2 separate regions of the Homo sapiens genome follow, and region 2 is linked to region 1. A link is a contact called in ENCODE Hi-C or POLR2A ChIA-PET data. All regions are on one chromosome and are shown on one strand. Each heading gives the region's core, a stretch centred on a gene start or an enhancer-like site at or near the end of the contact. The rest is flanking DNA. Distances are from core to core; before and after follow the strand shown. Region 1 holds the start of CUL3 (cullin 3). Region 2 holds the start of SERPINE2 (serpin family E member 2).

Evidence for each region. A loop is a pair of places that touch in the nucleus more often than their neighbours do. ChIA-PET counts read pairs that join two places held with the same protein, here RNA polymerase II (POLR2A). Pooled maps may share reads with other maps.
Region 2: a pooled map shows a loop between it and region 1 (7-fold over the local background). The contact joins the promoter of SERPINE2 here to the promoter of CUL3 in region 1. A Hi-C loop is called at or near these places in 3 of 168 maps with a recorded cell type or tissue (B cell and naive thymus-derived CD4-positive, alpha-beta T cell) and 14 of 50 pooled maps. POLR2A ChIA-PET finds 5 or more read pairs at or near these places in 2 of 52 experiments (H1 and activated CD4-positive, alpha-beta T cell).

The regions. Positions count from the first base shown.
Region 1 is chr2:224,583,952-224,587,264 of GRCh38, reverse strand. It overlaps CUL3 (cullin 3), which reads left to right and starts at 1,902. Exons shown (of 16, transcript NM_003590.5): 1 at 1,902-2,321. The coding sequence starts at 2,256. RefSeq lists silencers at 1,429-1,848, 2,179-2,438.
Region 2 is chr2:224,037,283-224,040,617 of GRCh38, reverse strand. SERPINE2 (serpin family E member 2) reads left to right here and starts at 1,332. Exons shown (of 9, transcript NM_001136528.2): 1 at 1,332-1,519. LOC124907991 (a long non-coding RNA gene) reads right to left here and starts at 1,216. Exons shown (of 2, transcript XR_007088103.1): 1 at 1,076-1,216. RefSeq lists a silencer at 872-1,166.

The sequences.
Region 1 (3,313 bases), core at 653-3,152:
TCAACTCCATGCCCCAAAAGATGCAAAACACAGCTAGTAAAGTGGCAGAATTGAGATTCAAACAATGGCTCCAAGAACACATATTCTTTTTTAAAATATTTTTTTATTTCTTTTTTTGGTTCCTCAGAGATCCCTATTCTGAACATATATTCTTACATTACAAAGAAACTGGGCCATATGAGAGTACAACCAAGAGAAAAACATTGTTTGTTATTATATTATGTTATGGAAATGGAGGTTCAATTAGCATAGAGATTATAAACTCCTATTCAAGGCTGACATTATCTTACATTGAAGTCAGAGCCTCTCCCAATCTTAGTTTATCAACTCAGTTCTTGATAACCTATTTTTAGCTTCAGTATTTACAGATATTGTCTTAAGCAACATTCTTGTTTCTTAAGCTCCTGCTTTAATTAGCCAATACCAAAAAACTCCCACAAAAAAAAAAAAAAAACAAGAAAATATGGTATTTGCAGTGGGGCGTTTTAAGCAAGAAGGGGCTTTAAGCACAACACTCATAAGCTTAGTCATCAGGATTAAGTTAATTTAGGGCAAATTCAACCTTACAGTCAACAAATAAGTGTATTTCACTTTATATTGTTTGCTATTTAAAAGTATTAAAATTCCAGCTTCTAAATGTAGATATCCATCCCCCAAACATATGCTTCTTTAAAATAGGAAGAACACAAACTTTAATAAGAACTCACGTATTCCCTTGCAGAGTCAGAAACCCAAACATAACAGCAATTGGGCAAGTAGGTAAATGAGGAAGTACAATTCATAACAAATGGACAGCAAAACCGATAAGTCAAATTAGACATTTTGACTATAAAGCGACCAAACGCCTCTCCTCCAAAACCAAAAGCCAAAACCTTTTCAAATATACAGCAACTGAATCAGACGGTAATTTTGGCTTTAAAAATCTACAATACTCTTGGTAATGGTAGAAATGATTTATCCGGTAGGTTAAAGATAGGTTTCTATCATTCCACTTAACATTATTTACCAAATGCTGCATTTCATTAATGGAGCTGTCAGTTTATTCTGATGGTAATGAAAAACAGGTTTTAACATGAATAAGCCCTGGGTCCACCAGAAAATATCAGTGAATCAAGAGGTCCCGAAGCTTATGCAGTTTAAGGGAACTTCGTAGATTAAATTTCCACCTTCCAGTCCTGAGAGCTGTGGTGTGCACACCCAGTCCGAATACCTTGTTGAGCATACAGGACACTAATTTCCGACACTGCAGCTAACTCCTGCACAAACTCTTCAAGTTGCAGGCTTCTACTCAAGTACCCATCCCTAGTCCACATGCCCTAGAAAAACACAGGAACCAGTTCGGGACGTAGTTACACATCTAGCACCCCACGCTCCTCCTCAAGACTATCCTCCTGCTGTCCCAGCCCAGTGGGGCCCAGCCCACTACCATCCCGCTCCCGCTCTCCGAACTTCCCCCCTCCCACTCCCCACCATGTGACCAGGACCCTCCCAACCGCCGCTCCGAGCTCCACCAATCAGCAACCACCTCCACCCAGAACCCGGGACCTGGCGCTCCACTTTCAAAAAGGCAGCTTAATCCTCCCGCCCTCAGCCACGCCCCCTTTCCGCTTCCCCGCCCCGCCGGCCCCTCCCACTTCCTTCAGTTCCCTGTTCCCCTCCTCCCCTCCGGTGGCGCCCACCCTCTCCCGGGCTTCGCCCCGCCCACCAGGGGGGCAGCGCGCTCGCCCTCTTCTCGCGAGATCTGAGCGTCCCCCGCGGCGGCCGCCGGGCTCCCCCTCCCGTCCTCCCACCTCCCTCCCCCGGCATCTCTCACTCTCCGGCTCTCCTCCCTCCCTCCTCCCCCCTCCACCCTCTGGGCCGGATCTCGTCTCGCTCAGGCGGAGGAGGAGAAGGAGGAGGAGGAGGACGACGTTCGGCCTGCGCAGTGAGATGTTTGTCCGTCGCCGCCGCCGCCGCCATCGCGGAGGAGCGCGATAAAGGGAGCCGAGCCGGACGTGAGGGGGACCCCGCGGAGCCGCCGCGCCAGCGCAGCCCCCCAGCCGCATCGGAGTCGCCAGAGTCCGAGCCGCCGCCGCCGCCGCCGCCGCCCCCGCCGCCGCCGCGGCTGCCCAGGGGCCGGCCAGCTCCCCAGCCCTGCCCGGGGGTCGCGCCGCCGCCGCCCCCAGCGTCGCCCCTAGCCTGCCTGCCCGCCTTAAATGTGACACCGGCGTCGCGGAGCGCGACCTGAAGCCGCCGCCGGGGAGGGGACGAGCACCATGTCGAATCTGAGCAAAGGCACGGGCAGCCGGAAGGACACCAAGATGCGGATCCGGGCCTTTCCGGTGAGTCTCTCCTCGGCGTCCGGGACCCCGGGGCCGGGGGCCGGGCCGAGAGCCGCACGCGAGGCCCGGGCTGAAGTCCCCCAACAGGCCGCAGGCCCGGCCTCCCCTCCCCCACGCCCGCCGGCCGCGGGGCGCGAGCCTTCCCGGCAACCGGGCGGCGCGGGGCCCCGGCGCGGCCGCCCTCCCGGGCCGTTCCCCGCGCCGGGAGCCCGGGCCTGGCGCCGCGCCCCCGTCCGGGAGCTGCTCCTTCAGCCGCTCCGCGGGCGTCGGCTGCGGCCGGGGCCCCTCGGCCGCCCCACGCCTCCCCACGTTGCCGGGGTTGTAGGCCCAGTCTCCGGCGCTGCTAGCAGCCGCGGAGTCCTCCCTGTGTGGGGCGTGTGTGGAACTTTTCACGTGGGGTTTCGCTACACTTTGAAAATTTACCCAGCCTAGCTTTTAGGGTGATGAAGGGGCTGCCCTCTCTCTCTGCCCCCCTCCCCAGGAAGGTCTATGCCATCAACCTGCCCCCGACGCAGTGACAGTGGTTCCACGGAATGCTCCGTGGTCATAAACTAGTAACATTGGGTGTATTTATAGCGTCTTTCATCCTACAAGCTTCCTAAGCACTTTACAAACTCTTGTGCAGGATTGCCTCGCCACTCGGAGGAAGGCCGGGTGGGGGGGAAGCAACAGAGAGCAAACCGGCCAATTGGTTCTCCATTTCTCAGCCTTGGGAGCCCAAAGAATGAGTGTAGTCGCCTTGCGGAGTAGCTTTGTTTCATCGCTTTCAGTGACAGCAAACGTGTTCTGCTCAGAAACTTTTTCTTTTTTGGCATTACGTTGAGTCGTACCCTTGCGATGTTTAGTATATAGGATATAACTTTGGGTGTCAAATCTGGTTCAGCTTCCCCGTGGCAAGCAATTAAAATGTACTGTTAACGAACTGGGCATACTTGCCTATGTCGCTACAATAAAAGGCATACGTCAAGACAGACGAACTAGCAATCGGACAG
Region 2 (3,335 bases), core at 83-2,582, 550 kb after region 1:
GTGACTTTATCTCAAGTGGTCAGGGGAGGCTTCCTAGGGGAGAGGACATTTGAGTTGTGACCTCAAGTGTAAGGATGCAGACAACATAGAAGATCCTGGGACAAAAAGCATTTCAGGCACAGAGAATAAGAAAGTTACCCTGTAACTGAATATAAATATTTGGTATGACTGTAAAATAATTAAACAGATGCTCATTTTTGTAGACTGTTTGCTCCTTATTTTAGGACCAAGCCTCCCATAGCCTGTTTCCCTCTATGAGAGACTGAGAACACCCTTAGGCTGGTCCAGATTTTACACTTTTCAGAGCAACCCCTTCCCCAACACACACGTGCACACTCTGGCACGGCCACCTGCATGCCAAGGGGTGACTGCAGGCTGATCTTCCAAGTGGCTCTCATCAGTAGCTGTACCCTTAATCCAGGGCTGTGTATAGGGAGATTTACATTTCTTCCTCGCTGTTGGGGCCGTCTGCCTGCTAGCGACGATTCTACACTAACGGCTACATAAATTACTGTCATTAAAGTTGGGTCCTTGGGTCCCCAGAAACCTAACTAGAGGCAAAGGAGGAACCAACTAAGAGAGGTCCAGGTAACAGAGCCCGGAGCGGGACGGTCATTTGTTGCAGGCCCCTGGGGTATGTGCCTGTCTATCGCGCACCGGGTCCCAGCAGCAGTGGTTACCGGCTGAGAAGGGCTGGGTTCCCAGGACGCTGCGGGTACCTCATGCTATCACCATAGCCGGGAATCCAGTTTTCTGGTTCCCCTCGTCTGTATTTGCCTAAGGCGACTTGCCGCCGTTCCTCTGTCCCCTAGGCAGGGAGAAGTCAGCTCTAGGACACCCTGCAAAACGCCTCGAGGGGTTATCTGCCCCTTCCCGGCCGCGTCCTGGCACCGTTTCCCCATCACCCGGAGGACTGAGCGCTGTCTCAGGGCGCCCTCTGTCTCTTCCAGGGGGCAGCCAAGACGACATGCCCTGCGTCTCAGGGACGCGGTACGAGCCCTGGTATTCCCCCCGCCACCTCACACACCCCCATCCGGGAGACCCACGTGCAGCTGGGCCCGGGCTGGCGCCGCACCTCGGGGTCTGCGCGTCTCCCCGGCGCGTTCCGGGCGCAGCCCCACGACACGGACCCCTGGCGGGGCGGCATCCGAGAAGTCGCAGGCGGAGAGGGGGCGTCCTGGAGGCCGGGCGCGGGGACGCTGCGGCCCGCGGCCACACAAAGGAGGCGGCGGGAAGGCGGGGCAAGGCGGGCCGGGGGCGGGGGCGGCAGGAAGGGGCGGGGGCCCGCGCGGCGCCGCCGATAAAGCCCCCGCCGCCGCGGCAGCCAGCTTGCGCTGTGGGGCTGCCCGGGCTGCGCGGCGTCTGCAGGCGCCACCGCTGCCTCTTTCCGGCTGTGACCCTCCTCGCCGCCGCCGCTTGGCTGCGTCCTCCGACTCCCCGCGCCGCCGAGACCAGGCTCCCGCTCCGGTTGCGGCCGCACCGCCCTCCGCGGCCGCCCCCTGGGGATCCAGCGAGCGCGGTGAGTACAGGCTGCGCGGTGAGTCCCGGGCGCGGCCGGCGCTGCCCTCGGCGGGGGACGCTCCCCGGGGCTCCGCGCGCCACCGGCCCTGCTCCCTGACCTTGCGCCCGGCCGGGAAGCTGCGGGGCCAGCGGGACCCTGGGGCGCCGACGTCGGGGAGCAGAGAACTTTCTCAGCCTCCCGCGGGCCGCCTTGGCCGGGGCTGGGTGCTCGCCGGGCATCCCGGTCCCGCCCGCCGGGAGCCCCGAGCGGGACCCGGGCAGGGCAAGGCGGGGCCGCCCCGGGGTGGCGTCCAGTGATACCCGCAGCTGGGAGCACCGGGGCCGGCGTGGCTCCTGCCCGGCCATCCGAGCCGGCCCTGACCCTGAACCTGAGGTTTCCAGCTGCTCGCCGGCAACCCCTACCCCGGACTTAGGCTGCGCGCCGCCGGATGGGGAGAGACTGGCGCACTCTTACTTGTTACCTCTGCCTGGGCAGAGGGAGGTGACGCGCGGTGTGGGGAAAGCCTTTAACTTGGCCTCTGGCAGCCGATTTAACCCGAGCGAGCAGGTCTTTGCTATTTTCATCATCTGTAGAAACGGGAGTTGCGAGGCGGATGAGTGACTGCAGGTAAAATGAAAGTACGGTACTCAGAAATTCTGGAAGGAATTAGGCATTTAATGTGTCCACAAACTGAGCGGGGAAGGAAGGCTTCTATTACATAAGACAGCACTCCACCTTCAGGTATTATGGAAGATGCTGTTGAAGGTTTTAGTGTTTTAATGAACGAAACACATTCTTTGTGTGTGTGTCTCTGGAGAAATCTCGAATGCTGCTGTCTTGCTTTGGCTACTTTGCAGGGGACGTTCTTATATTTAGCATCAGCATAAAAAGGTGTTCGAAGGTGTGACTTCCTCTTTCAAGCCAAGAAGCCGTTTATTTGTCTGAATTGTTGTGGAACAATATATGTGATAATTGTGTACTTTGAAGATTTTATATCAAAACTTGAGCACAGATAACTGGAAGAATTGTCAACATTGCTAATTTGTATATCCTAAACCACACTTCGAAAATTGAAGACAGTTTCAACACTATCTGAAGGTCTAAATCAGTACTTATTTGCTATTTGCAGTATTTCAATAGAAAAATTTTTGGCTATGCAAATGAAGGTACTAACCTGAGTAATCTAAGGTTTCTTTTAACCCCCAAATTTTGATTCTTTGTTAAAATAATGTTTGAAAATATCGTACCATGCAGGGCAATTACTGAAGGTCATGAAAATGTCATCGTATTTTATTCTAAAAACAAAAATGAATCTATGCAGAAAATTTCCGTGTCCCATGAACTTCATATTAGTTTAATTTTAAAAGTACTGTCTCCAAAAAAAGCTAATTTTCACTTCCACACAAGGGTGATTAAATACCAGTCAGAGATTGTTTGAGGTGGTAGAGTTGGAAATGAGGTGGTGACCTGGCCACGTCCCTGGGTGCATCTCAGCCTTGCTGTCCTCTTCCAGCCAGTTCTTTTCCCATCGCATGGGGACTTTGGCTCTTGGGCTATTTCTCCTCCTCTAGACCTAAAGTCCATGTGGGGGACGCTCTAGATGCGCACTTCCTTGACTGTCTCAAATCCAGTGTCTTCCATGTACTCCAGCTACCAAGTCCTCTAAGTACCTCCAAGTCTTGCCCTCTCTTGAGATGCTCAACTTCTGAAAACTCTTAGTGCCTCCAACCCGCAAGCTCCTTCCTTCCGGGTTGCAAACCGGACTCCCACTGTAATCTTCAATGCAAGCGATCTCCAATGCTTTTCCTCTTGCGGGTTTGGCAGGTGACTTTGT